Regions from separate parts of the Homo sapiens genome. Here regions 2, 3 and 4 are each linked to region 1. The links are chromatin loops, found by intact Hi-C in ENCODE. Cell type or tissue: IMR-90. All regions are shown on one strand. Region 1 has its middle 21 kb from the start of LINC00687. Region 2 overlaps LOC105372530 (a long non-coding RNA gene). Region 3 has its middle 95 kb from the start of LINC00687. Region 4 overlaps LINC00687 (long intergenic non-protein coding RNA 687).

Region 1 (8,000 bases):
ATGTTGACTTGATATTTACCAACTTTGCTCAAAACATATTTATAAGATGCTCATGTATTTCATTGGCTTTCACCGTAAGAAAATATGAAAAGCTGGGAACCACTATGGAGACATGATTAGGAAAGTGAGCCCTCAGCATTAACTACCTGAGCAAGGTACAATTGGCCCAACCATTTATGTTCCCCTTAAGGCACTTGTCACAGTCTGCCTTAAATTACAGTTATAGTTATGCATTTTTCTGTTCTATTTGATAAATTCTCTGAGGGCAGGATGCTGCCTAGTACATAACAAATAGTAATATTTGTAGAATAAATGGAATATTTTAACCACTTTTGCATACTCCCCAAAACAATAAGCTCACCCAGAAGCCTATTCAACAAACACATTGATTGAGTGCTCTAGCATGCACCTACTCTGTGCTATTGGGAATTATTTCAAAAATAAGCTCTTTCCAGGTTTCTCCTTCCTAGTAGCAAGCAGAGTGAATTCGACTGGAACTTAAATTGGAGTAAACTGTTCAGATATGAATTCATATCTCTGCTTTGCATGTTTAGTGTTTGAGAGTACAGCTAGAGTCTATCTTTAGTTAATGGCTCTTAAGGAATTTATTTGCAAGTAATTGCAATATTTATCACATTTTTAGTGTGTCAGAGCTAGGGACACCAAAATTTTCTTTTACCTCTTAAATCTGTTTTTTACATATTTATTACCCAGTGAACTGAGAAAAGGCTTTCAAAGTGCTAATATCTATCCTATCTCTTTGTCTGGTTTTTCCCTTCTGTGTTCATTCACAAGTAATAGTAGTTATCATTTACTCAGACTCTGCTATAAACTGGGTGCTTTATGCACTTGTGTTTAATTTTTTACAGCCTCACAAATTAAAGATTATAATGCTTGTTTTTCAGATGAGAATTAATTTACATAATCTTCATAACCTTTCAAGGTGTATTAGTCAGAGTTCTCCAGAGAAACAGAGCCAACAGGATGGATATATATCTATATATCTATTTTAAATATATGTCAATTAAAAAAATTTCACCAAATTGAGTTTCAAATATCTGATTGGCTTTTATTAGCGATTCATGAACTGGGCAGCATCCAGTCTACAAAGTAGAAAGAAACTCTGATGAGCTAAACAGAGTGGGTGAGTTTTATGGGCAGAAAAAAGAAGAGAAAAGCAGAAATAAAGAACAAATAGAGGGTTGGTCATTTCAAGGTTACTTTTCTTCTACAGATGTAAGCAAAATCTTGTTGGCCTAGTTGGATTCCACTGTTATCTCTCTTCTGATTTCTCACAAGGTCAAATCTTGCAAGTAAATAACGCAAGTTTTGGTTTGGTTATGTGACACTAGTATGAGTGACTCCATTTTGAACCTGCTGTCTGTTTGTTTGTTTGTTTGTTTGCTTTTTGCAGTTTAAGAGAGAGAAAAGAGAGAAAGAGAGAGAAAGGTATTGGCTTATATGGTTGTGGAGGCTTGGCAACTCCAAAATCTTCAGAGTAGGTAGGCGGGCTGCAGGTCTAGGGAAAAGGCTGCAAGTCAATGGCTGTTTGCTGCCAGAATTCCTTCTTGCTTAGGGGAAGTCAGCATTTTTCTACTAAGGTCTTCAGCTGATTGGATGAAAATCATACACATTATTAAGAGTAATCAGCTTTCCTCAAAGTCTACTGATTTCATTGTTAATCTCATCTAAAAAATACCTTCACTGAAACATCTAATGTTTGTCCAAATATCTGGATACCATGACCTAGCCAAGTTGACACATAAAACTTACCATTATACAAGGTAAATATTATGATCCCATGTTACAGATGAACACAGTAAGGCTCACAGATAGTAAGTAATTTAGACAATATAGTGTATTATGAGGTATTTGGACTTTATCAAAGGGACTTTTGTTGTCCAAAGCCCAGGTGTCTTTCACTATGTATGCTGTCTCTCAAATTAATGGTTTTTCATCTGAGCAGAAATACGTTCTCCCAGGGCCAAACTCTTGCTAAAAGAAGCATCCACTTGTCCTAACAGTATTGTATAGGTCTAATTTATCCACCGATATACATTTTGCCAAGGATGATGATCTGATCTAATGAAGTAGGCGCCTGTCATGATAAACATCTCTCTACCCAAGAGGCAGTGACATAAGTAAGGGAGTCATTCTGTCCTTCACAGTCTCTGGAAACTTTTTGATCCTTTCCATTCCTGATACCAACCCTTGAACTTAGGACCCTACTACTTCTTACCTAGAACATATATTACAGCATTTCATGTCTCTAGTTTTCACTTTATATTCCTAAATTCTGCATTTTATCAAGCCACCACCGGGCTCCCCTTCTCCCCTTCTTCCGTGCCTCTCAATTATCCACGGAATAAAGCTGAAGTCGTGCTAAGCATTAAAGATTATTTCCAGATGAGCTTCAACTACCTTTCCGGCCGCCGTTTTCATCTTTCACTAAGAACAATACACTCAGATTAAACTTGTCCCCGACAGGATGCATGGATTCATATGCTGTTTGATTTTTTTTTTTTTTTTTGCCACTTATGCCTTCGTGTTCACCTTTCCTCTTTTTCGCTTCTCAACGAAGTTTCCATGATCAACCCAACCAGCAGCTACTCTCCTTCCCCAGATCACTGAAGAGTGTAGTCGTTAGGTATTACGAGACCTCTATTTATGCACCCTCCTTATCTGTTAGAGAGAGGGCTGGCATCAGTGCCTAAAAAGGAGCCCCAAAGCCAAATGCAATCGGCCCTCTATTACCGGAGGATGCCCTGTATCCCGCACATCCACTCTGCCAGTGCAAGTGTTCAATAAATGCTTAATACATTCATTGATGAATGACCCAGAGAGAAAAACTGCAGTTCGTGGGACAAGGACGAAGTGGCCTCTCAGAGATGCGGGAGTGCTGGCTCTCCTCCACCCTCCCCGCCTTCTCCAAGCCCGGGTTCCCGCCCACCCCTCACTCCTGCTTGAGGACAGGGCAGACATTGCGCATGCCCCGTATCCAAGGCCGCCTCCGGGAGCACCTCCCATGCCGCTCCGCTCCCTCCCGGTGACCGGGCACGCGCGCTCGCTCCCGCAGAGCGTGCCCTGCGTGCGGGTGCCCGCCGAGCCCGCCGGGCGCTGGATCTCCGAGTGCCCCGGCCGGGGCCTGAGGAGCGGGCACAGGGCAAGGCGGCGGACGGCTGCGTCGCCCGAGGCGAGGAGGAGCGCTGGCGGTGAGTGAGGGCGCCGCGGGCGAGCGGGTCGGCGCCTCCGCGCGTGCGCAGCGCGGGACCGCCCGGGCAGGGGCGCGCGCCCTGCGGCCGGCCGGAGGGGCCGAGCGAAGCGAGGAGAGGCCGGGCTGGTGGCCGCAGGTCGGCCTCGGACCCACGGGACCAGAGGATCCCATATCCGTCCCCCGGGCTCGAGAGGCGCTGGCCGCGCGGGCTGGCTTTCCGAGGGGGGGGGGGTCCCAGTGGGGCGCGTCGGGCCCGCGCGGAGGTCCTGGTGCCGGGGGCGGAGGGGCAGGGCCGCCTCAGCCGAAAGACCGCGGGGAGGGGCGCACGAGCCCGCCTGGCCGTGCGGACGCCCGCGGGGTGCGCGACCCCGGAGGTGGCGGAGGTCCAGGCAGGGGGCGCGGTCGGGAAGCCTCGGCGCCTAGCAGGTGGCGGGGGCCGCGCCCCTCTCCCGGGGAGGCGCGCGGTGGGAAGCGGAGCAAACTTCCCCTAAGTAACTTTCCTGAGGCGCTGCCGGCGGGGACTCCGGGGACCGACGCTCCGGGTTTGCGCGGCCTCAGGCGCCGCGGGAACCCAGCGAGTGGCGGCGGGCGATGGCGGGGGCGGCTTCCTCCTGAGGCTGGACTAGTCCTCCGAGTTCTGAGTGGCATTTGTGGCCCGTTTGCTCTAAAAATAGACGTACAAGTTTGGTGTTCGGGAAGAAGGATGTTTGCTCTCTTGGGAAGAAAAGGCTTTTACCTCCTGGCCTTTTCAAAGAAAGTATTGTTCGGGCCTGCTGGGGATCCCTATTTATCAAGCAACCCATTGTCCTGTGTGTGCCTGGTGAAAGCGAGCTAATTCTATTATTAGTCCTCAAAAGACCAAGGGAGATCACGGTGCTTTTTCTTTTTTAAATATTCCCCGCCACCTCGCCAAATCCTGTAATACAGTTTCCCCAAACTTGGCTGCACAGAGGAGTCGCTGGGGAGTTTTAAAACTCTTAAAGCCCAATCGCACACCAGACCAATTAACACAGTGTATTTTTTAAAGATCCCCAGGTGATCGCGCAGCCGAGTTTGGAAACACTGGTTTAATATAAGAAAGTCAAGGCTTTAGTTTCACATAGTAGTAGCATTCAGTTTGTAATTGGTGAGATGAAACTCAAATTCATTTTCCTAGACAGGAACTCACAAAGAGCGGTTTGTTTCCCACCAGGGAGGGAGGGAAGCGTCTCTAACGGTTCAAACTTTGTGAACTATAATGTGACTCTAGCACTCAAAACAATTGTTCTAAGTGTTGTTTTGAATTTCTGTTGAGGTTACTAAGCCCGCTTTCACTGACTCCCTGCCCAGCCAAGGGCTTTCCCCTTCTTTTAACCCTACCTCAGTCCCCTACTCAACCCTCTGCCAGATCCCCTGTTTTAACTTTAACCTGAGGGAGGATCTTCCTCCCCCACAGGTTACTGGCTTTAAAGGGTTACTGCGGGTTCCCATAGCAACGAGTCCTCCAGGGGAAGTGGGCGGGTCCTCTTACCCTTGGGTTTCTGAACAGGACTCTTCCTTTTCGGAAGAATTTTTGAATCACCCTTTTTCATTTCTTGGCCTCAGCAGGTAAGGGTGAGCTTATGCAGTTCCAAGATGTTCTTTCTGAGATACTTACAGATTATTAACGCCGTTGTATGGGATGATAATTACTAGCAGCCATGTTCTTTCTTGATTTCTCATTCTTTCCCAATCCTTGCACTGATAACTTGTTTAACAAACTTCCAAAATGAAGTGGAAACAATGTTTTCTTTTCCTTTTTTAGCATGTTTTCTTGGAGGTGCACATGCCTAAGAATTGTATGCACTATTTCTCTAAAGCCCTAAGTTATATCTTATATTTAAAAATTTAAAAAAAATATAACTCCACATCTGTGCGGAAAAACTTTTGATAATTTGTGGCAAAAATGCCATGCTTAGCTTTTAAGTTGTTTTGTTCCTAGAAAGTACTCTGCCAACATTCTTTACAAAATGTTAAACTGCTTGTAATGTTATACTTTAACAAAGGAAAGGCACAATTAGTCTACACATTCTCCTACTTCCCTGCCCAAACACATGCATCCAAAGATCAATTTGAAAAAATGTTCATTTTTTTTTTTAATGCTCAAAACAGGTATGCTATAGACATCTAATTCCATTTTGCCTTGCAAGGAACTGTTAAAACTCTTCTGAACAAAATAGTACAGAAATAGGTCATTTAACATACTTGTTTTTAATTGTGTTTTTTAAAAAATATTTTAAACTTTGTAAGTTATCAGACTTTAGTCAATTCCAAAATACCTTTAGGATTCCAGTGATTTTTGAGTTTGTGTTGGGAGTTGAAATGGTTTTCTCTTACTAAAATCTATTTTATGTGCTGTTTAAATTTCTGTTAACTGAGCTATCAAGCAAATCCTGTAAGGTGAATTTTTCCCATTTACTGTGAGAAAGGAATACTGGTGGAAACCCCTATCATGTGATGGACCTTGTAGTTCCAGCAGTGATGCTGGGCTGCTAAAATAATAATCTTTCACTTAATCTTCCCTTCTTTCATCACACATTTAAAAATTACCTTTAAGCCTTTTCAATTTAGTATCTCTTTCAGCATAGTTGTCCAGTCTCAAATTCCTTGAAGGTGTGCATTAATGTACATTTATCGACATGTCCTTTGTTTATTCAAATTAAGCAAATACAGTTGAGAATTTGTTGTTGCTTTGTTTCTTTTAAAAAATTAAATAAAAAAATATTTCCTGTTGGGAGACATTTTGGGAATCACTGAAAAAAATTAAGAAAGTAAAAATCACCGTCATATCATCTAAAAAGAAACAACTGGTAATTAGATGATGTGCTTCCATTTTACTCTGTTTGTCTGCATAGACATACTTTTGAACAAAATTGGCCTTTAATTTTATCTGTAGTTTTAAATATTGCACTTTTATTTAATATGAAGTAAATATTAGAGACGTTTCCTTTTTCTGTAAACCCTTTGAAAATAAGATTTTTAATGATGAATACACCCAAGTTTATTGAACTAGTTTTCTGTTGTTTTACGTATTATTTTTAGTTTTAGTGGCTTGAGAATACAGTATTAAACCCTTTGGTTGCCAATCCTAGCACGGCCACTTCCTAAGTGACCTTAATTACCTCTTTAATCGCATTTCCTTGGAATAAGGGTCATGGTGCCTGCACCATAGAGTTTTGGTGAGATGGAATGAACTAAGTAGAGGAAGGCCAGCAGGGTCGACCAAATGACGTAGGCTCAGTACGTAAGAGTGGACACACAGGTGGAGCTGAGAAAAATGCCCTTGTCTGAAAGTTTAAATATTTCGGATTTACTCAGGTTAGATTTATAGCAGTGGAAATCCTGGGGCAGAGGTGAACTCTTTTATGACTCTTGTGGCTTGTTGCCAAATTGCTTATGCCATAACATTCCCTTACAGAGTGTATGGTCTACCTGTAGTGTGTCAGCACTCCAGTGTTCATCATCTTTCCTGATTTTTCTATAAAAATATGATCTTTTAATTTATTTTTTGGTAGCTATTGAAATTGATCATCTGTTTTTTTTCTTTTGTTTTCCTTTTTGGGAGCTCTCTCTTCTGGTACTTTGCCTACTTTAAAGTGGTGATTTAAAAAAATTAAATACCCGTTTTATCTAAAGAAGATTGAGTGTTTATCATGTTTTTAGTTTTCTTTTTTTTCTTCTCCACAGGCCATTATTTCTTTCACTTTTTGGCGTTTTTCAACCAATAAAATATTTTTATTTCTATATAAACAAGTCTCTACCTTGTCCTTTATGATTTTTTCCTTGTATTTGTTCATGCTTGGAAAGCCCAGAAAGACCCTGCAAATGGCCCCAGTGAAAAACTCAGGAGAAGCAGTAAGCAGTCAAAAGTGGATGGGGAGGAAGACTAAGGCGTTGAGGAAGACCACTTATTTTACAATAAGGCTTTTAGACTTTAAAGCTGTATGCATATATTAAATTTAATAATCTTTATCTGAAAGGTGAGATAAACAACATTTTGGAAATATGTTAGATCTTTTTACATTTAATTCTATAATTGTACATGGATATGAAGCGCTCCTATACCGCCGCTGCCTCCTCTTCCTTTTCCCTAGTTAGCGAGTTCTACCACCATTTGTTAAATAGTTCCTCCTTTCTTCTTTGCTTTGTGGTCTTTATTGTTTTTTAAGATCTTGACTAACTTTGAGGTCTGCTTCAGTTTTAGGTCTTGCTTCTCTGTGTGTTGATCCTCTAGTCTTAATCAATGCCACATCTTTTTAATCATAGATTTAGAATATTTAGAAATACCTGGCAGAGCAAGTCACACTATCCTTTTAACATTACAATTCTATGCCCTTGTCCTTTCAGATAAAGATTATTGTATTTAATACATGCACAGTTTTAAAAGTCTAGGAGGCTTATTGTAAAATAGATGGTCTTTCATCTGCCTCTTCTTCCCCCCATCCCTTACTCTCCCTCCCCAGTGGCAGCTACTTTGGATTGTTTACTGTTTCTCCTGCGTTTTTCACTGGGGCCATTTGTAGGGTCTTCTTGGGCTGGTCAGAGAGTGGTCTTCCAGTAAAGTTTTGCACTGAGGAAAGAGTGTAGGTTCCAGTGTTCATGGAGGAATCTGGCTGGGGTTTCAGCATTCTCTGTGTAGAGTCATGTTGGAGAAGGTTCACCATACAGACTTACCTGTTTACCTACTCTTCCAAGAACAAATCTCTAGTCTTGCTAGGTTCTAGGATTGTCTGCCAATGGTCTACAGTGAGGAGGTGGGGAAGGCATC
Region 2 (8,000 bases), 180 kb before region 1:
CAGGGGGATCAACTATGCAGTACGTTTTATGTTCCAGAACTTTTTAGTGGGATCAGGCTGAAGCCAGATTCCATATGAGCCTATGTCCTTTCCAGGCTTCCTCCCCTGCCCCATCCTGCTTCCTTCACTCCCATACAGGGTCCTCCCGAAAAGCCTCTCTCAGCACATCTCTACAAAAATCCACATTTTGAATTCTAAGAACTTAACCTAAAACAGTTGTCATTTTAAAAATATGAAAAAAGGCTGAGCGCAGTGGCTCATGCCTGTAATCCTAACACTTTGGGAGGCTGAGGTGGGAGGATTGCTTGAACTCGGGAGTTGGAGACCTGCCTCAGCAACGAGAAGCAAAACCCTGTTTCTAAAAAGAAGAAAAAAGAAGTATTAAAGGAAATAACACTCCATAGTCTATATAATTTAATCAATCAATATGAATACATTGTTTTCAAATTATACTAGTTTACATTTACAGTTTTCACTTTCTGCATATTCTCTAGAAAACGTGTAAATTTTTACACAGAAATCTTGAACAAGCAAAATGCTGTATTGTTTTTGGAACCAAGACTCAGGAAGACAGGTGTGCCAGCCATCTGTCAGCATGCTGGGGATGCTCTTCCCCAAAATGTGTCAGTCTGGACATCAGTTCAGATAAGACTCAAAAGCTACAACGCATTGAGGAACATAGGATCAAAGATGAAGCCTTGTTTCTTTCTGTAAACCAAAGCAGGTAAATGGCAAGGCTGCTTTGGAAAATGTGACTTTGGAGTTAGCTGTGCTTTTTCACTGAAGAGTCCTCCCACTTCATCCCCAGACAGGAGACAAACAGGCAGTCAGTGCAGATTCCCCAACTCCCAAAGTCATCAGGGCCACCTGCCAGCCAGCCCATGCAGCATCTACTGGGTCCCTGCTGGGTGCCTGGCTCCATCACCTCACGCTGCTCATCGTTTGACAAATGCCAAGGCTTCTGTGATGATGCCTCTCTCCTGGGGTTCATGGAACAGTGTCCAGACAAGAGAAAATAAACCACAGGCTCTGAACAAGAAGAACAAATGGGAGATTTTTGTACCAGTCAAAAACAGGCTTTGGAAAACATAACCAAGGGGAACAAGCACACCTTAGCCACACCATCATGATATTTCCGTTGGAAACTTATTTATTTATGGAGAACTCACCTTTGAAAGGCATTTCAAACTGTTTTTAGTTTTGGGGGGGGGTTGTGTCTGTGTGTGTGTTTGTTTGTTTGTTTGTTTACCAATATCGCTAGGCAGAAATCACCTGGGTTTGCTGAAGGTTTTGAGAGAAAAGGGAGTGGAAAGAGCAAGGGAAAAGGAAGAGGCTACGGCTGAACCAAGAATAGGATTCTTAGAAACTCACAAAATAGCCACTAAGTAACCAGAGTAATTAGCCCAATATTCTGTACAGAACAAGAGCTCCTCATTCTCTCTCAGTATCCCTTCCTAATTAGAAACCAATTATCAGGATTTGCTAAATAAATTCTCATTCCTCCGAACAACGAAACATGATATTAAAAAAGAGACAGATCTTTATGGTTTGATATGAAATATGCTCCAAGATACAATGTTTAATGAAAAAATAAAATTAAAAAAAAGGAAGGTGCAAAGTAATGTGCAAAACATTTGTGGCATAGCAACAAGAATCACTTTATATATGTGCACATATAAAGTATATGAATAAATATGTGTCACACAATATGTATAATATTCTATATATATATAGACACACACATATACATATACACGTGTATTTTGAGAAATTGGGAAGCAGATGTGGGAGGGATCTCCCTCATCTTGACCTCAGGGAGATCCTTTTCACTGTTTGCTGTTTTCCTGGAATTTGTATTTTCCCATATGCTTCTTTTTTTTTTGGAGACGGAGTCTCGCTCTGTTGCCCAGGCTGGAGTGCAGTGGCGTGATCTTGGCTCACTGCAAGCTCCGCCTCCCGGGTTCACGCCATTCTCCTGCCTCAGCCTCCCGAGTAGCTGGGACTACAGGCACCTGCCACTGCGCCCAGCTAATTTTTTGTATTTTTTTTTTTTTTAGTGGAGATGGGGTTTTACCGTGGTCTCAGTCTCCTGCCCTTGTGATCCGCCTGCCTTGGCCTCTCAAAGTGCTGGGATTACAGGCGTGAGCCACCGTGCCCGGCCTTTTCCCATATACTTCTATAACCTATTCATAAGCATTTAAAAAGACTGCAACCCCAAATCAAAACCACTAATAACATGCTAAACAATATGAGTTTGGCTGTGAAAAATGGATGATTAAATACTGCTGATCATATTTGCGAAGCCAAATTCTTACAATCTATATGTTATTTATTGGAATTCCTATAGGTGCTTTGAAAATATTTTGATGATTTTTCCTTCCCAGGATACCATAATGGGTTCTTAAACTATAACTGCTATGTTTTAGTACAGTGGTCTTAAAGAGACATCTGTATTTCCTGATTCAAAATTGAACCCTTAGGCAAAATGTATGCAGAGGGAGCACCCAGATTTTCCCATCCCCAAAATAATTCCAAGGCTGCCTTGGAGAGAGATTGTCTGGAACAATGGGTCAAAGTCACACTTGATCCTTATGAGGAAAAGACTAAGTAACTTTGAATAAATAAGGTATTTATCTCTTTGTAAGAAAGAGTGATTCTGAGATAGATGAAGACTTTGAAGTTCAGATTGATTATTGATTAATACTGAATTGTATTAAGGAGTGGCATTCTTAATCTTTTCAAAAATATTAGGAATAAGGACTGGAATCTCTAGAATGTTTACTTGAGCACAAAGTGTAGCACAGGCCTAGAAATTCTCAAGGATGTAGCTGCTAAGAGCTAAAAATATCTTCAGGGGAGGCTGTGCAGAGAGAGAGTAGGGGGAGGAGGTGGAGAACCCGGAAGAGCAGCTCTGAGCAGATTTCACACGATTAATAGGGGGTTTGTTGGCTGGTGGACTTTAAAAATAGAACCTAATTTCTGAGGGGTGGGTGCCCTGCTCCAGAGCCCTAAAAGGAGCCTGCTGAGAGGGATGATTAAAATGAAAGATTGTGCAGCTTTAAGGAAATGTTGGCCTAAAGAAATGGCACCAATTACTGATGCTCCAGCCACCTTCTAAAAGGTTTCTGCAAATTGCTTTCCTTGGATGAAATACCAAATATCTGTTCCCAAATGTTATGAAGCAAAATAAATCACATTCCATTGACACATCTAATATGTCGTATTAGAGACCCTGAATCCAAACAAAGCCAAGCTGCTGTTACCACCGAGCTATTACATTTCTTTCTCTTGCTTTTGTATTAAGGCTGCAAGATGAAAACTTGTTCCTTGCAAACAAACAACAATTATCTCTGCCTCCTCCCTGCATTAGAGGAGAAATCAAATCAGCACCTAACAAGATTTTAGAATTCAAAAGTAACTCAGAAATAATTGACTCTAACCCCCAACTCTTGTAAATAAAGATGGTGAATCCCGGAAATCATAAACCACTTATCCAAAGTTGCTTTGCTGAAGAGCAACACAAGCAGAACTAGAATCCAGATCACTCAACTCTCAGCTTATCAATAAATACCCCTTTTGTTAAATAGGCATACACTAAAGCATTCAAGGTAGTATTCCTTTCCAAGACTTTGCATTTTCTCTAAAATAAAAGTTTCAAGAAAAAGATGATTTTCAAGCAGTAGCGAGTGCACAAAAGTGGCATTTTTCTGACATATGCAGGCTGGAGTACAGTAGCGCACTCTCGGCTCACTGCAACCTCCGCCTCCCGGGTTCAAAAGATCCTTGTGTCTCAACCTCCTGAGTAGCTGGGATTACAGGCGCCCGCCACCATGCCTGGCTAATTTTCGTATTTTTAGTAGAGACAGGGTTTCACCATGTTAGGCTGGTCTCAAACTCCTGACCTCAGGTGATCCACCTGTCTCGGCCTCCCAAAGTGCGGGGATTACAGGCGTAAGCCACCACACCCAGCCTTCTGTTGCATTTTATAGATGAAAATACTGAGGAGCAGTGCAATTGACAGTATTTATCCAGGTGTAGAAGTTGCTATTGGATCACCTTCACCAGCACGTATGCCCATCTCTCAACTACTGCAAGTATTGGCTGCTAAGAACTAATGGCTGCCTCCTTCTCCAGTGAATATGCCTGTTCTAGAAATGCCTGAGAGACTGCCAATGAATAATTGATATGGGCTACAAAAGGCCAGCCATCTTGCTTCAACTGTGTGGTTTTAGTCACCCTCCAAAGCTCCCCTTGTGGTCAGACTGAAGCTAGACTCCAGCTGGGACCACTTCCTATTCAACTCCTTCCTCTGCTCTTCTCTGCCCCTGCAGGTTTGTCCTGAGAACTTGCCTTCAATAAATCAAGTGCTTCTAGGAAAGCTGACCAGAAACCTCAAGTGAGTGTGTAGGAGGGATAGTAAATGCCAGATAGCAAGTTGTGATAGTCTACATCTTTTCCATCTCATTTTCACTTTGGTCTCCATGCAAACGTGTAAAGAGACAGGGAGTTCTGCATATTTCTGCTGTGAGCAGATGCTTGTGATCTTCTTTGGTAATATGGAATGTTTTCCAGCTTTTCTGCTTAGTCATATGCATTCTGACTTGTCTATTCAATTTTGCAGCACCCTTTCAGTAATCTTTAAATTTTTCCTAAAAACAAATAAGCAAAAGGAAGATTTTTTTTTTTTTTTGGTATGGTAATGGATAAACAAGCAAAGAAACAGACATGCAGGCACAATGAGAATTCTTAGTCACTGACCTGTAATGGAGCTTGGGTGACTCTCTTGCCCTCTGACTCGAGTTTTCCTATGTGTGGTAAGGAGTTTGATACCGAGGGCTGAGACTGTGATTGATCTAGCAGATCGAGAGCCCTCAACAGATATTTAGAGTGACAAAAAGCTCATCAGTTTGCTCAGTTGAGATTCATTGGCTGTAAGAAACAGAAAATGACTCTTCCCAGCTGATCCCAGTGTGACAGTTAATTTTAGATGTCAGCTTGACTGAATAAGTAATACCTAGAAACCTGTTAAAGAATTATCTTGAGGTGTTTCTGTGAGGGTGTTTCCAGGAGAGATTGGCACATGAGTCTGAGTGGAGTAGGTAGAGAAGAGCCACTCTCAAAGTGGGCAGGTACCCTCCAATCTGATGGAGGCCCCAAGAGAACGAAAACAGAGAAAAGACAAATGTGTCAATCTATCTGCTGGAGCTGGGATACACTCTTCCTCTCCTGTCCTTACACAATTCCAGGCTCCCTTGCCTTTGGACTCCAAGATTTACATCAGTCCCCCAGCAGGTTATCAGGCCTTTGGCCTCAGACTGAGTTATACCATCAGCTTCCCTGGTTCTGAGGCCTTTGGACTTGGACTGAGCCATGCCACTGGCATCCCAGGGTCTCCAACTTGCTGATGGCTTGTTGTGGGACTTCTCAGCCACCCTAATGCCATGAGCCAATTCCCTTAATAAATTCTCTCTCATATGTATATTTCTATATCTACATCAGTATATTCTCTTGTTTCTGTCTGGAGAACCCAGATTAACATACTCAGCAAAAGTGGTATTTATTGATAAGGTACAGGGAAGCTCAGAGGATTGGAACAACAGATATGGAGAGAGTACAGAGCAGACAATGCTGTGCAGCCTTGTTTGAGGGCTGCTACAGAATGCTATTCCATTTGCTCTTCGGATTCAAAGTTCGGGTAGAGAGTCCAGCTAGCCAGGCTGAGGTCACAGCCTCACTGCTCGACTATACTGGATCAATGAGAGTAGAGATCTAGGGAATTGGCTGTCTAACTCCAGCTGCACATTAAAATCACTTGTTAGGGGCTCTAAAACCCTGATACTTAGGCCACACAACAGGTTAATCAAATCAGACTACCTGGAGGTAGAACCAAAGCATTTGATATTTTTAAAACCCCCAAAGTGATTTAATAATTAGCCAAATTTCTAAAATACTGATGTAGAGGAAAAGCCTTCAGAGAGTACTTCAAGGTTTTTGTAGGAGGACAGGATGCAATGCTTAACATCATGGCATGACTATACCAAATTGGAAAAAAAGATAATTTTCCAAAAGAAAATTGGGTTACATTTAAGAAGCAGGGAGGATGAATACTAAATCGCAAATCAATGAATCCGTTAAAAACAGACAAAGATCCATTGCACAGGCAATCTAGTCAAACATCGTTCTAACACTTAGAGTAAGGTCTGGCACATAAGAGATGCTCAATAAATATTTACTGAATAAATAAGTAAATAAATAACCAGAGAGTCTTGAAATTTCATGTACCATGTAACTCCACCAAGAGAATTACCTGTTTTTCTTGTTTAATCCAAGAAACCCTCTATAATAGATTAAAAGGAGCAAACTTTGTTCAAAAAGAGGATAAAACAAAGAGATTGGGGAAATAAGGAATACATTTATGAAAAATTATTATAAAATTTCTGTAGGCTTATTAAGCTTTGCACTGCTCTACTAGACCCTAATGTTTTGCCTAACGTTACTGTTGATGATCAGATTCTGCTGATCTCAATTTGCTATACTATACTCTTTTTTGTTTACATTTCTAATACTATCATCTGCCTTGACTGGTCAAATAAAGGCCATCTGTTTCATGGTTCTAACACCTTGTTACTTTCAGTATCAAGTTGGTGGGCCCATAGTGCCTCCCTGAAAGTGCTAGAAATGCAGAATTTGGGGCCCTACCTTAGACCTACTGAAGGAGCATTTGTATTTTAATAAGATCCACAGGGGAGCCATATGCACATTGAAATTTGAAAAGAACTGGCTAGCACAAATGGCTCATATGCCTAAAATGGCTGATTGTACCTGTCATTCAAACCCACTGGGAGGAAGTGTGGGAACATGGCATTCTGAGCATGGTGCCTTGATTGCTGCTACCAACTCTAATCAGTCTGCCTCTCCTAAGACAAATAGCAAATGAATGTAGTGAAGCTCTGGCTTCTGCTGGGATCCTGGGCATAGAGAATGGTGTAGGTCTTTTGACCTCATAATTTGAACAAGTAAAATGATAAACAGCATCATAACCTACTTAAGAACCCAAAAACAGAAAATTCTGGGGGAAGATGGAGCATACAAAGATCTGTGGTCCCTTAAGGGAGTACTGATGTCAATTCAGTATGAACGTGCCAAATTCCCAAAACACTAAATGAGAGATGAACAAGTAAGCTGAGTATTTCCTTCCTTACGGGAGAGAGACTACAGGGAGATAAGAGAGGCAGCAGGTGCCAGCCTGCCTGATTCTACACTGCAGCTCAGGGGGATAGAGGTGCCTGTGCTTTCCATGACTGTAGGATCCCTGCTAGGATACTCTCGCCACCACACTAGAATTCCAATGGGCCAGCAAAGGAAAATAACAAGCGAACTATGGGAAACCATTAGCCAGAGAGAAGATCAAGTGGAACTGTTAGGACTTACACTCAGCAAAATGGAATTATTAGAGCAGAAAAAAAAACCCTGAATTAGAAAATAAATTAAAGGTATTTTAAAGGAGATTTGAGTATATCTTATTCAGCAGATTCATTCAAAGAGAAAATGGGGCTGCTGAGATTCACATCAGCAGGCTTGGAAGGTCAAGTATAAGAACTTCTCAAGCAGACAGCATATACCATGAGACAGATGTCATGAGAGATCCACAGAATGGAATCAGAGGCCTAAAATGTGAGTAATAGTAGTTGCAGAAGAACAAAAAGGAATGCATAGAGAAAAACCGACAATAAATACTAGAAGAATAATTCCAAGAGATAATGAAAACCTGAAGTAGCAAATTTAAAATATTCACTAAGATTCAAGCTGGATTTCAAAAAAAGACACATCAATATGTACATCATGAAAAAATTCCTGATCTCTAAAGAAAAAGAACATCTAAAGTCAGAAAGAAGGAATTCACTATAAAATAATACCACCAACAGTGGAAGAAAATGGACAATGGAACAGAATCAACTTATATCCAGCCAACATATCATTACTCTGTCAGGGTAAACAAA
Region 3 (8,000 bases), 120 kb before region 1:
TCTGGACCTTATCACTACTTGCTCATCCAAGTATTTAACTCTTCCAGGTGTTTGTCTCATTTCTGCATCCTCAATTTTCCCCCTTTCTATTGAATTATTCTCAGGATATACAAACATTCTATAATATGTTGTAACATATCTCGGTTTCAACAATATTTCCTTCAACCCCATATGTCCCTTTAAATACAATATCATTTCTCTTTACATTGCCAAATGCAATGGTTGACTCTCATTCCTAAACTCACTGGATCCACAAGCACCATTTAAATCACTGGATGACTCTGTCTTCCGTAAGTCATTTTCTCCACGCCGATTCTGGGACATTGCAATCTGCTGGTTTTCCTGCTACTTTGTGGTCTCCTTTCATATTAGAGCCCGTTCCTCCTCTTCATGTTAGAGTATTCTAGGGCTCAGTTTAATGACATTATGTTTTCTCTAACTATGGTTATTTCTTAAATTATACTATTCAACCATATAGTTGTAAGCATCATTTATGTTTTGATTTCTGTCAATTTTATTTGTTCAGTTCCACTTTTACCCTAAGCTGCAGTCACATGTAAGTATATCTCAAAACTCTAATCTTCACAGGAGTACCTACTAGAAATCATAAACATAATATGTTCAAAACCTGCTCCTCCTTCCATTATCTCCCAGATACTCAGTTTAGAACCCCTGGAGTCATTCTTGACTAGTATCATTCTCTTGTACCCCATGATCTATCTACGAATCTTTTTGGGCTCATCTTAAAGCTATACTCAGAATCCTACCATATCTTCTGTCTTATATACCAAAACCACCCTACCCAATGCACTCTCCTTATTCTCCTGCGCAACTATAATAGCCTCAACTTTCTCCACCCACTTTTGCTTTGCTATAGTTTATTCTCCGTAGAACAGCCAGAGTTGCCTTCTTAAAATATAAATTCAATTATGTCATATTCCAAGCTTCCGATGGCTCTGTTCTAGTTATTGTTGTTGCATAATAAAGTATCCCAAAACCTAGAAGCTTAAAACAACCATTTTATTTTGCTCAAAGATTCTGTAAATCAGAAATTCAGATTGAGCACAGAGGGAATGGCTTGTCTATTTTATGATGTCTTGGGCCTCAACTGGAAAAATGAAAAAGCCTGGGGGCTGGAATTACTGGAGGACTCATTCACCATTCACGCACTTGAGCTGGAATGACAGGACACTAGGCTAACATAGCCATTCTAAAATAGACTAGAGTATGCTCCATAACAAAGCCTCATTCTCCAGGAGAAAAAACTGTACCAGAGCCCTATCTTTCCCAGTAAAATAGCAATTGCTCAACTCTAGCCCCTCTAGCCTTCCTGTCTCACCTAAGAGGAAAAAGAAATTTAAAAAGACTGACAAACACTTCTGGACTTCACAGTCCAAGAGCTCAGAACTACTAGAAGACTGAGATTTAGTGATAAGATTATAGAGAATGTTCACTGTCTACCACAACAGCGCTCCAGCATAACAGTAAATTAAAGCTGAAAGAGATAAAAGACACAGATCTTACTTTAAAAGGAGTTCTTAGGAAAACCTAAATACCAAAGAAGAGAAAAAAGGAAACACTAAAAGAAACCTTAAACTACAACAACCATTAAACTACACCTTAAACTACAACAACCTTAAACTGCAACAACCATTAAACAAACCTCAAACATAAAAACATCACACTAAAGTGTTATTTACCACATAACTCAATACATTATGTTCAGTTTTTAACAAAAAACATTTTAAAAGGCAAACACACACACGCACGCACACACACACACACACACACACACAGACACACAGTCTGAAGAGATAAAGTAAGCATCAGACCAAGAATCATATATGACAGAAATTTCTGGAAGTATCAGATAAGGAATTTAAAATCACTGATTAATAAGTTAATTATACTTTAGCTATGTTAAGATCGCTAATGGAAAAAGTAGACTACATAAATAAACACGGGTAATATAAGCACAGAGAGGAAAATTCTAAGAAAGAATAAAAAAGAAATGCTAGAAATAAAAAAAATTATAATAGAAATGAAGAATGTCTTTGACAGACTCATCATTAGATTACACAGACAATTTAGGTGACCTAGGGTTTGGCAGTGAGGTTCTGATATAACACCAAAAGCATGATCCATGAAAAAAACAAAAACAAACACAAACTTGATAGGTTGAACGTTATTAAAGTGGAAAAAATTCTGCTTTGTGAAAGATACAAGAATGAAAAGAAATACTTGGATAAAATATTTGCAGAACATATAAGGGACTTGTATTAAAAATATATAAAGAACTTGTAAAACTCAACAATAAGAAAGCAAACGACACAATTTCAAAATGTGCAAGGAATATAAACAGACATCACACCAAAGAAGATATAGATATGACAAATAAACATATGGAAAGATGCTGAACATCATTTTTATTAGGGAATTAAACAACAAATTAGAACAACAATGATATCATCGTACACCTATTAGAATGTATAAAATACAGAAAACTGATATTACCAAATGTTGATGAGTATGTGGAGCAACAGAAACTCTTTTGCTGATGGAAATGCAAAATGATACTGACACTTTGACATGCACTCTGGCAGTTTCTTGCAAAACTAAGCATAGTCTTATTATTAGATACATCAAATGCACTCCTATGTATTTACCCAATTTATTGGAAAACTTATGTCTAAACAAAAACTTATACACAAATATTTATAGCAGTTTTATTCCTATTTTCCCAAGGCTAAAACCAACTAAAATACCCTTCAATAGGTGAACGGATAAATAGATAAACTTTGATGCACCCATGAAACAGAATATTATTCATGAAAAGAAATAAGCTACCAAACCAGAAAAATACATAGAAAAATCTTAAATGCATGTTAATGAGTAAAAGAAGCTAGTCTGAAAAGGCTATACCTTATATAATTCCAATCACGTGGTGTTCTGGAAAAGGTAAAACTACACAATGATATAAGCCAAATTGTGTTCCCCGCAACATTCAGATGTTGAAGTCCTAACCCTTGTCAGAATGTGACTGGATTTAGAGGCAGGGTCTTTAAAGAGGTAACTAAATTAAAATAAGTTTATTAAAGTCAGCTATCATCCAATATGACTGGTGTCCTCATAAGAAGAGGAGATCAGGACACAGACATGCACAGAGGAAACACCATGTGAAGGCCCAGGGACAAGACAGCCAACTACAAGACAAAAGAGAGGCCTCAGAAGAAACCACCCCTGTCAACACCTTGATTTCAGACTTCTAGCCTCCAGAACTGTGAGAAAGTTAATTTATGTTGTTAGAAGAAAGTACCAGTCTAAGGACTTTATTATAGAAGCCCCAGCAAACTAATACAGAAAGCAAAAAAAAAAAAAAAAAAAAATCAGTGGCTGCCAGCGTTGAGAGAGGGAGAGGGATAAATAAGATGAAAAGAGCAAGATTTTTTAGAGCAGTTGAAACTATTCTGTATGATACTATAATAGTGGATTCATGATATTATGCATTTGTCATACCCATGGAAATTAATAGCACAAAGACTGATATTTGATATGTGCAAATTTTAAATGATTATTTAGAAGATCCTGGAATTGCAGCAAAAGAGTACAGATTGTGACAACACAATATAACTTTATTACAAATGTATGAAACAAATTCAAACATTAGGGGTGGGGAAAATGGTGCTGACCTAAGTAACTTTGAAAATGTATAGAGCCTTTAAGGATAAAGGCAAGAGTGACTCTACAAGAGAACTGCACTCTAGTTGGTAAACTTGTTCCCTAAGGAGACACAGGTTAACAGTTCTGCCACTGCTATAATTTACCCTAAAATTGAATAACTAAAGTCAGTGAATGGCTGAGGTAGGTGCTCACAGATAAGCAAAGGGAGAAGGCTAACATGATCCCTATGGTAATAGACTAGAGTTGGAGACATCAATATGAACTCCTGTGTATATTTACTATCACCTGAAATTTAGATACAGATGGTTACATATAGAAATATTTACAGATATGTGTATATTCGATGTTTGGTATATGTGTATATACTTTATTGCTCTGTGAGCTGAGAGGGCCTATAGGAAAGGACACTACAGTAGTAACATTCATAGCTAGTGCACCCCCGCCCCCCCGCCCCTGCACCTATCTTATTTTGTAGTGCTAGAAAGTAAAGAAGTACAAAAACAAAAACGCCCCACAACAACAAAAGAAACAACTTCACACTGATAGGAGTTTGTCCGATGGCACCGCCGAAATAATTTTGGTAACAAAACAGGATTGGATTATACCCTGATACAGTTTGGGTGTTGCCCCTGTTCAAATTTCATGTCCAAATGCAATCATTAATATTGGAGTTGGGACCTGGTGGGAGGTGATTGGATCAAGGAGGCAGGTTTCTCATGAATGGTTTAGTACCATCCTCTTGGTACTGTCCTTTCGGTAGTGGGTTCTTACAAGATCTGGTCTTTTAGAAGTGTGTAGTACTCACTCCCCCTTCCTCCTGCCTTGGCCATGTAATGTGTCTGCTCCCCCTTCACCTTCCGCCATGATGGTAAGTTTTCTGAGGCCTCTTTAGAAGCCAATCAGATGCCAGCATCATGCTTCCTTCACAGCCTGCAGAACCGTGAGCCAATTAAATCTCTTTTCTTTATAAGTTACCTAGTCTCAGGTATTTCTCTGTAGCAATGTGAGAACAGAATACTATATACCTCAAAGTATAAAATAAATTGACATGAGTCTTTAACAATATTGTTTTTTATGAAAGAATAATCTTGCTGAAAAAGCTGATGAATACCACTTCAGCCTGGTGATCAAGGTCAATATCAGCAGTCATAAATCATGTTGATAGTATTATATGTACCATTGTTATGCTGAAATTATCTTTCTCTGTGACCTTTTATTCCCCAAAACCCATAACCTCTGTCTAATCCTCAGAAAAACATTAGACAAACCTCAATGAAAGGCATCTTACAACATAGCTGACCAATATTCCTCAAACTGTCAAGGTCATCAAAAATAAGGAAGCCTGAGAAACTGTCACAGCCAAGAGGAGCCCGAGGAGATAAAACAACTGAATGTAATGTAGAATCCTGGGTGGGATCTTGAAACAGAAAAAGGACATTAAGCCAAAACTAAGGAAAGCTTGAATAAAGTATAGGCATTTCAGGGAATAAAAATGTATCAATATTGGTTCATTAATTTTAACAAATGCACTATACTATTTAAGGTATTAATAATAAGGTTAATTGTTTGGGTGAGAACTCTCTGTATTATCTACCCAATATTTCTGTAAAACTAAAATTAGTCTAATGAGTAAAATCTCTAAATTTTTTTTAAAAAGTCTGATGTGTATTCTCCAAAGAAAATATACAAATAGCCAATGAGTGCGTGGAAAGTTTCTCAACATCATTTAGGCATTAGGGAAATGCAAATCAAAAACCATGATGAGATACCACAGCACACCCAGTAGGATGACTGTAAACAAAAGATAAACAAAAACAAGTGTTGGTGAGGGTATAGAGAAAGCAGAGCCCTTGTGCACTGCTACGAGGAATCTAAAATGGTTCAGCCACTTTGGAAAGCAGCTTGATAGCTCCTCAAAATTTTAAACGTGAGTTACCATATGACTCAACAATTCCATTCCCAGGCATTTGCCCAAGAAATTGAAAAGATATATTCACAAACATATTTGTGTAAAAATGTTCATAGCAGCCTTATTTGTAATAGCCATAAAAGTGAAAACAACCCAATGTCTGTAAGTGAATAGAAAAATGCAATGTGGTGTATTCACTCATACAATGGAACATTATTCAGCCATAAAAAAGAAGAAAGTACTGATATATGCTGCAATATGGATGAATCTTGAAAGCATTATGCTAAGTGAAAGAAGCCAGATACAAAATGCCACATATTATGTGATCCTATTTATACAAAACATCCAGAATATGCAAACCCTCAAAGAAAGAAAGTAGATTAGTGATGGCTGAGGAGATGGGGATGGGGATGGGCAGGTGATAGCTAAAGTGTACTGGATTTCTTTTTAGTGTTAACAAAAACGTTCTGGAATTAGGTAGTGGTAATGGTTGCACAAGCTTGTGAATATATTAAAAATCACTGAACTGTGCTTTAAATGGGGAACGTTTCTGGTATTGAAATTTTATCTTAATTTTGAAAACTCTGATGTACATTTGACACTTACAGCTCATCTCAATGCGGTGCTCACTATCCCCTGCAGCGCTTACATTCTGTGTTAGGTAATGCAGCTCTAGACTCTTGCTATTCAGATCAGAGTGTGTTTTACAAACCAGTAGCATCAGCGTCACCTGGAAGCTGGTTAGAAATGTGGAATCTCAGGCCCCAGCTGAGACCTACTGAATCAGAATCTGCATTTTAACAAGATCCTCAGGTGACTGCGATGCACTCTCAACTTTGAGAAGACCGACTGCGATAATGTCGCTGGCGGCTGACACTGCTGAGAAACTCTATGACTGCTCACAAAGAGAAATCATTCTTTTGTTAGACTAAATTATCTACCATTGTCCAATCAGCATTTCAATTCTTTTCCACTCACCTCTCACCCCACATGCCAGAATTCAATCTTGTTATTTTTCCCTAATTGCTCCTTAGACGTTGGTCCACTCCCGGGTGAGAGTACCAGTTTGGGATTGTTCCAAACTCAGGGTCACTGACTAAATTTAATGACAGCCTCTTTGTGACTGTAAATCTACCAGCGACGACAGTTTTGAAAACCATCCAACTTTGCTTACCCGGAGTTCTGTCTCCAGCAGGCAGGATGCTCTGGAAGAGCAGACACTTTATCCATAGTGTAGCCAACTGGGTTGAGCAAACTGGGGCCACTTGTGGGTCAGATGTTTTCTGTGTGAATGGAAGGAATGTGTGCTAATTTTACAAACAATTCCTGACATTCCGCATCTCTCTTCTTTTAATAATAATAATAAAAAAAAGCAGAGGTACCGAGTAAAAAACCACTTCTGTTTCTCAATTATATTTTAGTTTCACTTAGAACAAACTGTCCTGTGTTCCTTCAAGGGCATTCATTATTCATTAAACACCATTCTATAGCAGTTTAAAATACATTTTCGTATTATATTTACCAGGAAGTGATTGTATCTCGAAAGAACTCTCAACTCTAGTCCTTTTCCTGTTACTGCAGAGTAGGAAATTTCAAACAAACAAAACGTGATTGGTATTTATGGTGTTGGGAAGTTTCCTTTTTTAGTTGTGTGTTCTGAACTCACGTTCTTTATGTCACCAGAACTTTTGTGTCTTTTTTTTTAATCTGAGAAATACAGAATATTAAGACTATATTAATTATAGTTTTCATGAAAAACCTTGAAATCTACCCTGTCCTAATCCCCAATGTGTTCCTATGTATAAAATTGAAATATATCATGAGTACCATAAATATATTTATTCTTCATCCATATGCAGAGAGCTTCCTTTATACAGTGAACTTTGCTGAATGGAGTGGAGAATACAGAAATGCATGAGACATATGCTCTGCCTTCCAAAAGTATGCAGTATACTAAGAACATGTACATAATGTGGCAGAGCCGAAAATATGGGAGAAAATTCAAGGTATACAGAAAGTATTGTTCATGTTCTATGTGATAACAGTGAAGGAAGGGCAGGTCACTCTGGCATGGGAGAGGAAATGGATGGTTAAAGGAACTCCTGGGAGAAAGTTGCTTTTGAGCCAAAATTTCAGGGTGGGTGAGTAGAATTTAGAAAAATGGCAACCACGTTGAGACACAGCACTCTATGAAATGGGAAAAACAAGTTTTTAAAGAGTCATGGAAAAAGATAAATAAAATATTAATCAACTTCTGTGCTAGGAACAATTTTGATAATGTTTTTCCACAGGAGTTATTACCAGATCAGTTGTAATTGAGGACCAAAGAAGAGGAAAACAAAGGTGAATTGTAAGAAATAATTACTTCCTACTGTAACAGTTGGAAAAGAAGACAAACTTAGCAATTTTA
Region 4 (8,000 bases), 84 kb before region 1:
ATTCTGTGTATCACAAGGGCATGAAGTCATGTAAACTCCATCATGGTCAAGACAATAAACAGTTTCATCTTCCTCAAAAATTCTCTCTTCCTCCTACTTTGTGCTCAAATGCTCCCCCACCCTAACCTCTGCAAACACTGATGCATTATCGATTCCTTTTGTATGTCCCTTCGAGATGTCATATACATGGAATCATACAGTAGTGGTCTTTTGAGTCTGGCTTCCTTAAATTAGCATAATAAAATAATTATCCATCTCACTGAAAGTTTTCAATTGTTCCTTTTTATTTCTCAGTAGTCTTTCTTTAATCCCTTCACCAGTTAAAGGACATTAGGTTGTTTTGGAAATTATGAATGAAGCTGCTTATAACTATTAGTGTACAGGTTTATGCACCAACATATTTTCATTTCTCTTGAGAAAATACCTAGGAGTGGAATAGATGGGTCATATAGTAAGCATATAGTTAACTTTGTAAGAAACTGCCAAGCTGCTTTCCAAAGTGGCTGTACCATCTTACATTCTCGCAGGTGATCTATCTATGCCAGTTGCTCAAAATCCTCATCAGCATTTAGTATTGCTGTTTTTATTTATTATAGCCATTCTAATAGGTATGGAGTGGTATCCAACTGTGGTTTTAATTGGTATATCTTCAATGGCTAATGATGTTGCACTTCTTTTTACGGGCTTATTTACCATCAATATATCTTCTTTAGTGAATTGTTTAAATATTTTGCACATTTTACTTTTGGCTTGTTTTCTTATTAATGAATTTTTGAGTGTTTTTCATATGTTATGAATAAATCTTTTTTTCCACTCCTTTTCCTGAGCTGTAATAAATGTTCTTTATGAGATATTCTATTTGCTATTATTTTCTTCTAGTCTGTGGCTTTTCTTTTCATTCTCTAATAGGTTCTTTCAGGGAGCTAATGTTTTAATTTTGATGAGGTTGTATTTATCTTTTTTAAAACAGATTGTGCTTCTGATGGTGTATTGGAGAACTCTTTACTTAGTCAAAGATCACAAAGATTTTGTTTGCTTGCTTTTTTTATAGTGAATTAAATTGACTTACTTTTGAGTGTTGTATTCCTGGAATGTGCTCTACATAGTTATGAAGTATTATCTTTATCAAAATTGTTGAATTTTATTTAGAATTTTTACATGTATATTCTTGAGGAATATATGTCTATAGTTTTATTTTCTTGTGATGGCTTTGATTTTGATATCAAGGTTGTAGTGGTCTCAGAGAATGGATTGGGATGTATTGCCTCTTCTTCAATTTTTAGAAGAGTTTACCTGAATTGTTTTGATTTCTTACTTAAATGCTTGACTGGATTTACCAGTAAGGACATCTGGCCCTGGATTTATCATTGTAGGGAGGCTTTTAACTACAAATTTAATTTCTTAAGTAGATAAAAGGCTGTTTGCGCTATCTTTTTTTTTTTTTTTTTGAGTTAGCTTTTGTAGTTTAGGTCTTTCAAGAAATTTGTCCATTTCATATATATTTGTCCATTTCATATACGTTGGCTATCATTTTTTTGAGTTAACTTTTGTGGTTTAGGTCTTTCAAGAAATCTGTCCATTTCATATATTTGTCCATTTCACATACATTGTCAAATTTACTGGCATAAAGTCACTCATCGTATTCCCTTATTATCTTTTAAATATATACAGAACGTGTAATGGTCTCATTTCTATCATTCCTGACATTGATAGATTGTGCCTTCTCTTTTTTTTCACAATCATGCTTGCTAGAGTTTTATTATTTTTATTGATCATCACAGAAGTCCAGCTTTTTGCTTCAATATTTGTCTCTACTGTGTTCCTGTTTTTTACTTCTTAGATTTCAGCATTGACTTTATTATTTCCTGTCTTCTGCTTACTTTGTTTTTAATTTGCCTTTTTTCTAGTTCCTTGAGATGCAAACTGAAGACACTGATTTGAAACCTTTCTTCTCCTCTGTTATGGGTGGTTAGTGCTATAAATTTCTTCCTAAGTACTACATTAGCAAAGTCCTGCAAATTTTGATATGTTGTGTCATTCAGTCCAAAGTACTTTCTAATTTCTTTTTTGATTTCTGCTTTAGCTTCTGGGTTATTTTGATGTGTGGTATTTAATTTTTAGATACGTAGCAATTCTCTAGAGATATTTCTGTTATTGATTTCCAATCTATTCCATTGTGATGAATGAACATACTGAGTGTATTAGTCTGTTTTCATGCTGCTGATAAAGACATACCTGAGATGGGATAATTTACGAAGAAAAAGAGGTTTAATGGACCCACAGTGCCACGTGGCTGGGGAGGCCTCACAATCATGCCAGAAGGCGAAAGACACATCTTACGTGGCAGCAGGCAAAAGAGAACTTCTGCAGGGAAACACCCCCTTACAAAAGCGTTGGATCTTGTGGGATTTATTACTATCACAACAGCACAGGAAAGACCCATCCCCATGATGCAATTATCTCCCACAGGGTCCCTCCCACAACACCTGGGAATCGTGGGAGCTACAATTCAAGATGAGATTTCAGTGGGGACACGGCCAAACCATATCACTGAGTAGGACTTTAATTCTTTTAAATTTATAAGGATTTGTAATATAATGCAGAATATCTCCTATCTTGGTAAATATTCCATTCTTTGCACCTGCAAAGAGTGTTTTGTTGAAGTCTTCAACATACTTATTGATTTTCTGACTACCTACTTGATGTGGTTTGAATCTGTGTTCCCATCAAATCTTACGTGGAATTGTAATCCCCAGTGTTAGAGATGGGACCTGGTGGAAGGTGATTGGCTCATATGGGTGGAATTCTCATGAATAGTTTAGCACCATGCTCTTGGTGCTGTTCTCATGAGAGCGAGTGAGTGAGTTACTGTGAGATCCGGTTGTTTAAAAGTCTGTGTGTACTTGTACCCTACAACTTCAAGTATAATAATAACAGAAAAAAAAAAGTCTGTAGCACCTCCCTTCTCACTCTTTTCCTCCTGCTCCAGCCATATGAAGATACCTGCTTTCGCTTTGCCTTCCACCTGAGCAAAAGGTCCCCGAGGCCTCCCCAGAAGCAGAAGTCGCATGCTGCCTGTATAGCCTGCATAACAATGAGCCAATTAAACCTATTTTCTTTATAAATTACCCAATCTCAGGTATTTCTTTATAGCAATGTGAAAATAGGCGAATACACTAGTCTATCAGTTATTAAAGTGGAAATACTAAAATATAGGCTATAGTTGTGGATTTGCCAATTTTTTTCTTGCAGTTCTATCAGGTTTTTTTTAAATGCATGTTGAAGCTCTATCATTTTTTTTTTTTAGTTCTCGAATTTCCATTTGGTAGTTTTTTACTTATGTCTTTGCTGAGAGCTTCTATCTTTCAAGAGCATTAACTTTATCTCACAGAAGATGGTTATAATAGTTGCATTAAAGTCTTTGACAGACTATTCCAAGGCTTAGGTCATCTTATGTTTGGCATCTATTTACTGTCTTTTGCCTTGAAGACAGTAAATTTTTCAGATTTTTCTCATTCTTATTATGTCACATAATTTTGGATTGTATCCAGAACATTTTAGTTTCATCTTGCAAGTTTGTAGGTCCTGTTATAATCTAAAAAATGTTAATTTTTTTTAGTAACTGATAATTAACATGATTAGCTTCAGACTGTCAAGAAGTTTCACCTTCAATGATGGTGGTCCCAATGTCAATTCTGTTTTCAAAGTCTTTACTGTGCTCTTTGGGCCAGGCTGATGCACGCTGCACTTGGAGAAGAGCCTGAAATTTGAGTCATAGTTTATATTGTAGTTCAGCCCTCACAATCTTTGCTATGCCTTGGTGTTGTTCCACACATACTTAGCTCAGGGTGAGTCCAAGAGTTATGTCATTACATACCCGAAATTTGGAATTCTATTTCTTCAGCTCTTTCATCTCTGAATTTTCTCCCACATGTTCCCATAATCAATGACCTTTTTCCCCTGGTATCTCTAGCCAGAAAGATTGAATCTTCTTAGATGTTTAGCCTCTCACAACGTCATGTACTTTTGAGTAAATAGGGTTACTTTAAGGTTAAGTGGAAAAAGAAAAGAGAATGAGAAAAATGGCATGGATTGTACACACTCTGGACAATAGGAGCTTCTTTTTAGCTCCTCTGGCTAGAAAGACAAGCCTTCTGCCATGGTTTTAGGTTTTTCTTCACTGCCAGACATCTATGCAGCTCAGTTACTGAGCTGCTCTGGGCAGGGTCTGGAGGTAAATGATTTAAAAAAGGAGATGGGGGATTCTCCCCACATTCTCCAGCATACAGAGGTCCTTTTTACTTGTCTTTAGTCAAAAAGAAGGGATTCTTCCCTAAAGCATTTGCTTTCAGCACCTGCTGTGCAGTTCTAGGACTTAAACCCCCTCTTGAGACAATGCTGACAGACAAAGAAAACAACAACACGAAACTCACCTGCCATATCCCACCCCTCTGCTCTACCCCTTTTGGGTCATTACTCATGTTTTGACATCAATCTTCAACCCACTTGCTGTGGTTACTTTGCAGAGATCTTGGGCAGTTCTATTCACATTCTGCCCAGATTTTTTAGTTGTAATCAGTAGGAGAGACAGACTACACTAGACTTGTTCCTTAGCCAGCCAACATATATAATTTCAACGAGTTGGCTTCTCTCTTACTGGCTATCTCACCATGTGACAGGTCTGCTCCCCATCACCTTTTGCCATGATTGGAAGTTTCCTGAGGCCCCACAAGAAGCAGATGCCAGCACTATGCTTCATGTACAGTCTACAGAACTGTGAGCCAAAATAAATCTTTTTTCTTTATAAATTACCTAACCTTAGGTATTCCTTTATAGCAATGCAAAATGAACTAACACAAGTACACAGTATATATCCTATATGAAAGTTTTGTTTCTACATTTCTGTCCCTGTAACATCATACTTATACTTATTTCAAGGTCTTCCTCATCAAAGGGGATATGCTATTATGGTACTAGCCACAAATATTTATTTATTTTTGCAGTGCCTTATACCATGTAAGCCACTTCTGAAGGGATAAACTAGAGAAATGACTTCTGTGGTGCCAGTCTCGACCTCCTGACCTCATGATCCTCCCACCTCAGCCTCCCAAAGTGTTGGGATTACAGGCATGAACCACCGCGCCCGGCCAAGTATCTTATTTCTTTTTCTATTTGATAGCTAATCGTCAAGAATCATTTTGGAATGCTTCTTGGCAAATCTGTATGGGATGATGGCCATAAAATGAGATCTAAAACTGAGCTGCATTTGAATAAGAACTTAGCCTCTGTATTAATCCTCTCCTCACCCCCTAAGCATCTCTTACTTGGGTATGACAATCACTTTAAATTCCACAAAGCAAGGAAACTTAGAAGCAAACAGGCCCTTCTCCAGGATTTGGTAAGTATCTAGTCCTGAGCTTAAGTGGGGCCCCACCATGAATAGGGGACCAGTTTACAAAACATATACATAATAGGATCTCAATAATTATTTCTTTGAATAAGAAAAATATGCTATGTTTGCTATCACTATTCACAGACCAATTCTTTTTTTTTTTTTTTTTTTTTTTGAGACAGGGTCTCACTCTGTCAGCCAGGCTGGAGTACAGTGGTGCAATCTTGGCTCACTGCAACCTCCGCATACCAGGTTTGAGCAATTCTTGTGCCTCAGCCTCCCAAGTAGCTGGGATTACAGGGACACACCCTCACACCCAGCTAATTTGTGTATTTTTAGTAGAGACGGCATTTCACCATGTTTCCCAGGCTGGTCTCGAACTCCTGGCCTCAAGTGATCCACCCGCCTTGGCCTCCCAAAGTGCTGGGATTACAGATGTGAGCCACCATGGGCAGCCCATAGACCAATTATTTAAAAATCATGTAGGCATTCTCTTAACCAGAGAATGTAGGTTTCAATATCCTGCTATTCTATAACACAGAAAGTTTCCTGAATTTCTGGAATATGTAATACCTTCACCTCCGAGGTTTAAGAAACTACATGAAGATTCCATCCTTAAATTATAAATGTACAGTTTTCATGGTAATCTTCCTGGTATTTTTAAGCAATAATAAAATACTTCCAGAAAAAAATAATACGGTCCAGGTATGAATACTGCTCTGAAGAAAGAAGAAATTGGCAATCTTAAAAGCGGAAGAGCTCCTATATATCTAAAACACTAAAATCTTCCAACTGACAATAACACTAATATGTGAGTTCAAGTGGTTTATTTGGAGGCAATCCCAGGAAACATTAGTAGGAGAGCAGCAGGAAGACAGAGCAAGGAGGAAAGGCAATCTTTTGTGTATTAATAGGCAGCTTATCACATGAGCAGCTAGAGCTCCATCCAACTGGGGACCTTTGGAAGAGAGTGTAGAACACATCTTATTCAGAGTTGTCTCACTTGCGGGGTGAAGGTTGAAGACTGCTCCTTGGACAATGCCTTCTCCATTTCCTCATACTTCACCTGCCTGTGATTGGGCCAAGCCTGGTTCCCATTGCCCAAGAAAGCTCTCAGGAAGATGCTCAAGTGCTTGCAGTAAGAAGCAATCAGCTTGCAGGGGATGGTGAGGGCCACTAGCTTCGCCTCTGTCCTCTTTGTTTTTCAGTGTAGATGATAATTGCAGGAGACTGATGTAGTCCTCAGCACAGGCCACGAAGAGACTGTTAGAAGGAAAGTGGAGGAAGATTGATTATTCTGATGACTCTTCACCATGTAATCTTGTATTCTGATGACTCTTCACCATGTAATCTTGTTGAGTATAAAGTCAACCCTGAAGAATGAAATCACATCTTTCCTGTTTTGATATATGCATTGCCAATAACTAACACAGCTAACTAAAAGTTATTTTCTCTCCTTTTTTCCTTTGTCACTGGATATTTTTACTGTGTTTTGGTCGCTTAAGAGTATCATTTACAACATGTCTATTCTAAGTCAAGCAAGAAAAAGAGCAGTTTGTTCAATCTTTTATCTCCACTATATTGGTTTAAAGGATCATCTCTCTCTACACCCTACAGTTGCCTTTAGTTCTACATTTATTGGAAGCAACCAACCCCAGTGGTGGCCTATTTAACACCAGCACAAAACCTAGAAGGTTTAATTGAAAGCACTGGCATTCAAGCTGTGCTTAGTAGCTTTCAGAAAAAAACTATGTATTTAAGACCGGTATTGAGTGGAACCCCATGGGTCTCAGGGCACAGAGCCCAGGGAGCAAGATCTGAAAGAGCTGAGAGAATGTCCAGTCATAAGTGATCACAATTGTGACTTAATCTAATAATACAGAATGAATAAATTGTTAATAGTTTAGATAAGGGACTGTCAAAATAAGATTAAAATAGTCTTTCTCCCAATAAAAACAAAAAGATTATAGCACCAACCTATTCCTTTTTTATAGCTGATAATTATTCAAAGATACAGAGGAGATCAGCAAGGTTATTTTTTGTCACTGCACTGCTTGACAACACGTCTCAATTATTACCCATTGTTCAGGATTAATGTCATTTTTCTCCCTATAATACATACAGTTAGAGGATTTTTATGGCTATAATTTCCACCACCATGAAACTAAAACAGAGCCAGAAATTTTTTTTTTTTTTTTTTTTTGAGACGGAGTCTTGCTCTGTCACCCAGGCTGGAGTGCAGTGGTGCGATCTCAGCTCACTGCAAGCTCCGCCTCCTGGGGTCACACCTTTCTCCTGCCTCAGTCTCCCGAGTAACTGGGACTACAGGCGCCCGCCATCATGCCTGGCTGATTTTTTGTATTTTTAGTAGAGATGGGGTTTCACCATGTTAGCCAGGATGGTCTCGATCTCCTGACCTCGTGATCCGCCTGCCTTGGCCTCCCAAAGTGCTGGGATTACAGGCGTGAGCCACCATGCCCGGCCCAGAAATGTTTATATAATTATAACTTCAGTGTTTAGAAAGCCCATGTCAGAATTGTTAACGAGATATTATGCATTAAAAAATTAAAGTAAATGTACCAAATAAAAGCTTCATGAAATAGGTAGA

The links. Hi-C counts contacts between places; a loop is a spot of excess contacts. Peaks named below come from ENCODE experiments on the same cell type or tissue, not always from the same donor. Only the 100,000 strongest peaks of a DNase experiment are listed, where the experiment ranks them.
Region 2: it touches region 1 in a loop (8-fold over the local background); 3 of 110 quality-filtered maps call a loop at or near these places.
Region 3: a loop joins it to region 1, with 2.1 times the contacts of the local background. A loop is called at or near these places in 3 of 110 quality-filtered maps.
Region 4: it touches region 1 in a loop (3-fold over the local background); 8 of 110 quality-filtered maps call a loop at or near these places.

Annotation. Positions count from the first base shown.
Region 1 is chr20:11,887,743-11,895,742 of GRCh38, forward strand. It overlaps a transcript of BTBD3 not described here. Among named protein-coding and RNA genes, the nearest start is that of LINC00687, 21 kb to the left of the region's middle. RefSeq lists a silencer at 3,001-3,200. In IMR-90, no CTCF peak of the experiment used is centred here; DNase peaks (open chromatin) are centred at 3,039 and 4,699; H3K4me3 peaks cover 2,575 bases; H3K27ac peaks cover 1,501 bases.
Region 2 is chr20:11,712,068-11,720,067 of GRCh38, forward strand. LOC105372530 (a long non-coding RNA gene) reads right to left here. Exons shown (of 3, transcript XR_937264.2): 3 at 439-1,029. Among named protein-coding and RNA genes, the nearest start is that of LINC00687, 150 kb to the right of the region's middle. RefSeq lists an enhancer at 3,988-4,489 and a silencer at 7,074-7,368. In IMR-90, a CTCF peak has its summit at 4,302; a DNase peak (open chromatin) is centred at 4,454; H3K27ac peaks cover 819 bases; H3K27me3 peaks cover 313 bases.
Region 3 is chr20:11,771,248-11,779,247 of GRCh38, forward strand. No RefSeq gene overlaps it. Among named protein-coding and RNA genes, the nearest start is that of LINC00687, 95 kb to the right of the region's middle. In IMR-90, no CTCF peak of the experiment used is centred here; no DNase peak of the experiment used is centred here; H3K4me3 peaks cover 603 bases; H3K27ac peaks cover 841 bases.
Region 4 is chr20:11,803,785-11,811,784 of GRCh38, forward strand. It overlaps LINC00687 (long intergenic non-protein coding RNA 687), which reads right to left. Exons shown (of 2, transcript NR_110635.1): 2 at 6,203-6,655. Among named protein-coding and RNA genes, the nearest start is that of LINC00687, 63 kb to the right of the region's middle. In IMR-90, no CTCF peak of the experiment used is centred here; DNase peaks (open chromatin) are centred at 3,797 and 6,697; H3K27ac peaks cover 2,582 bases.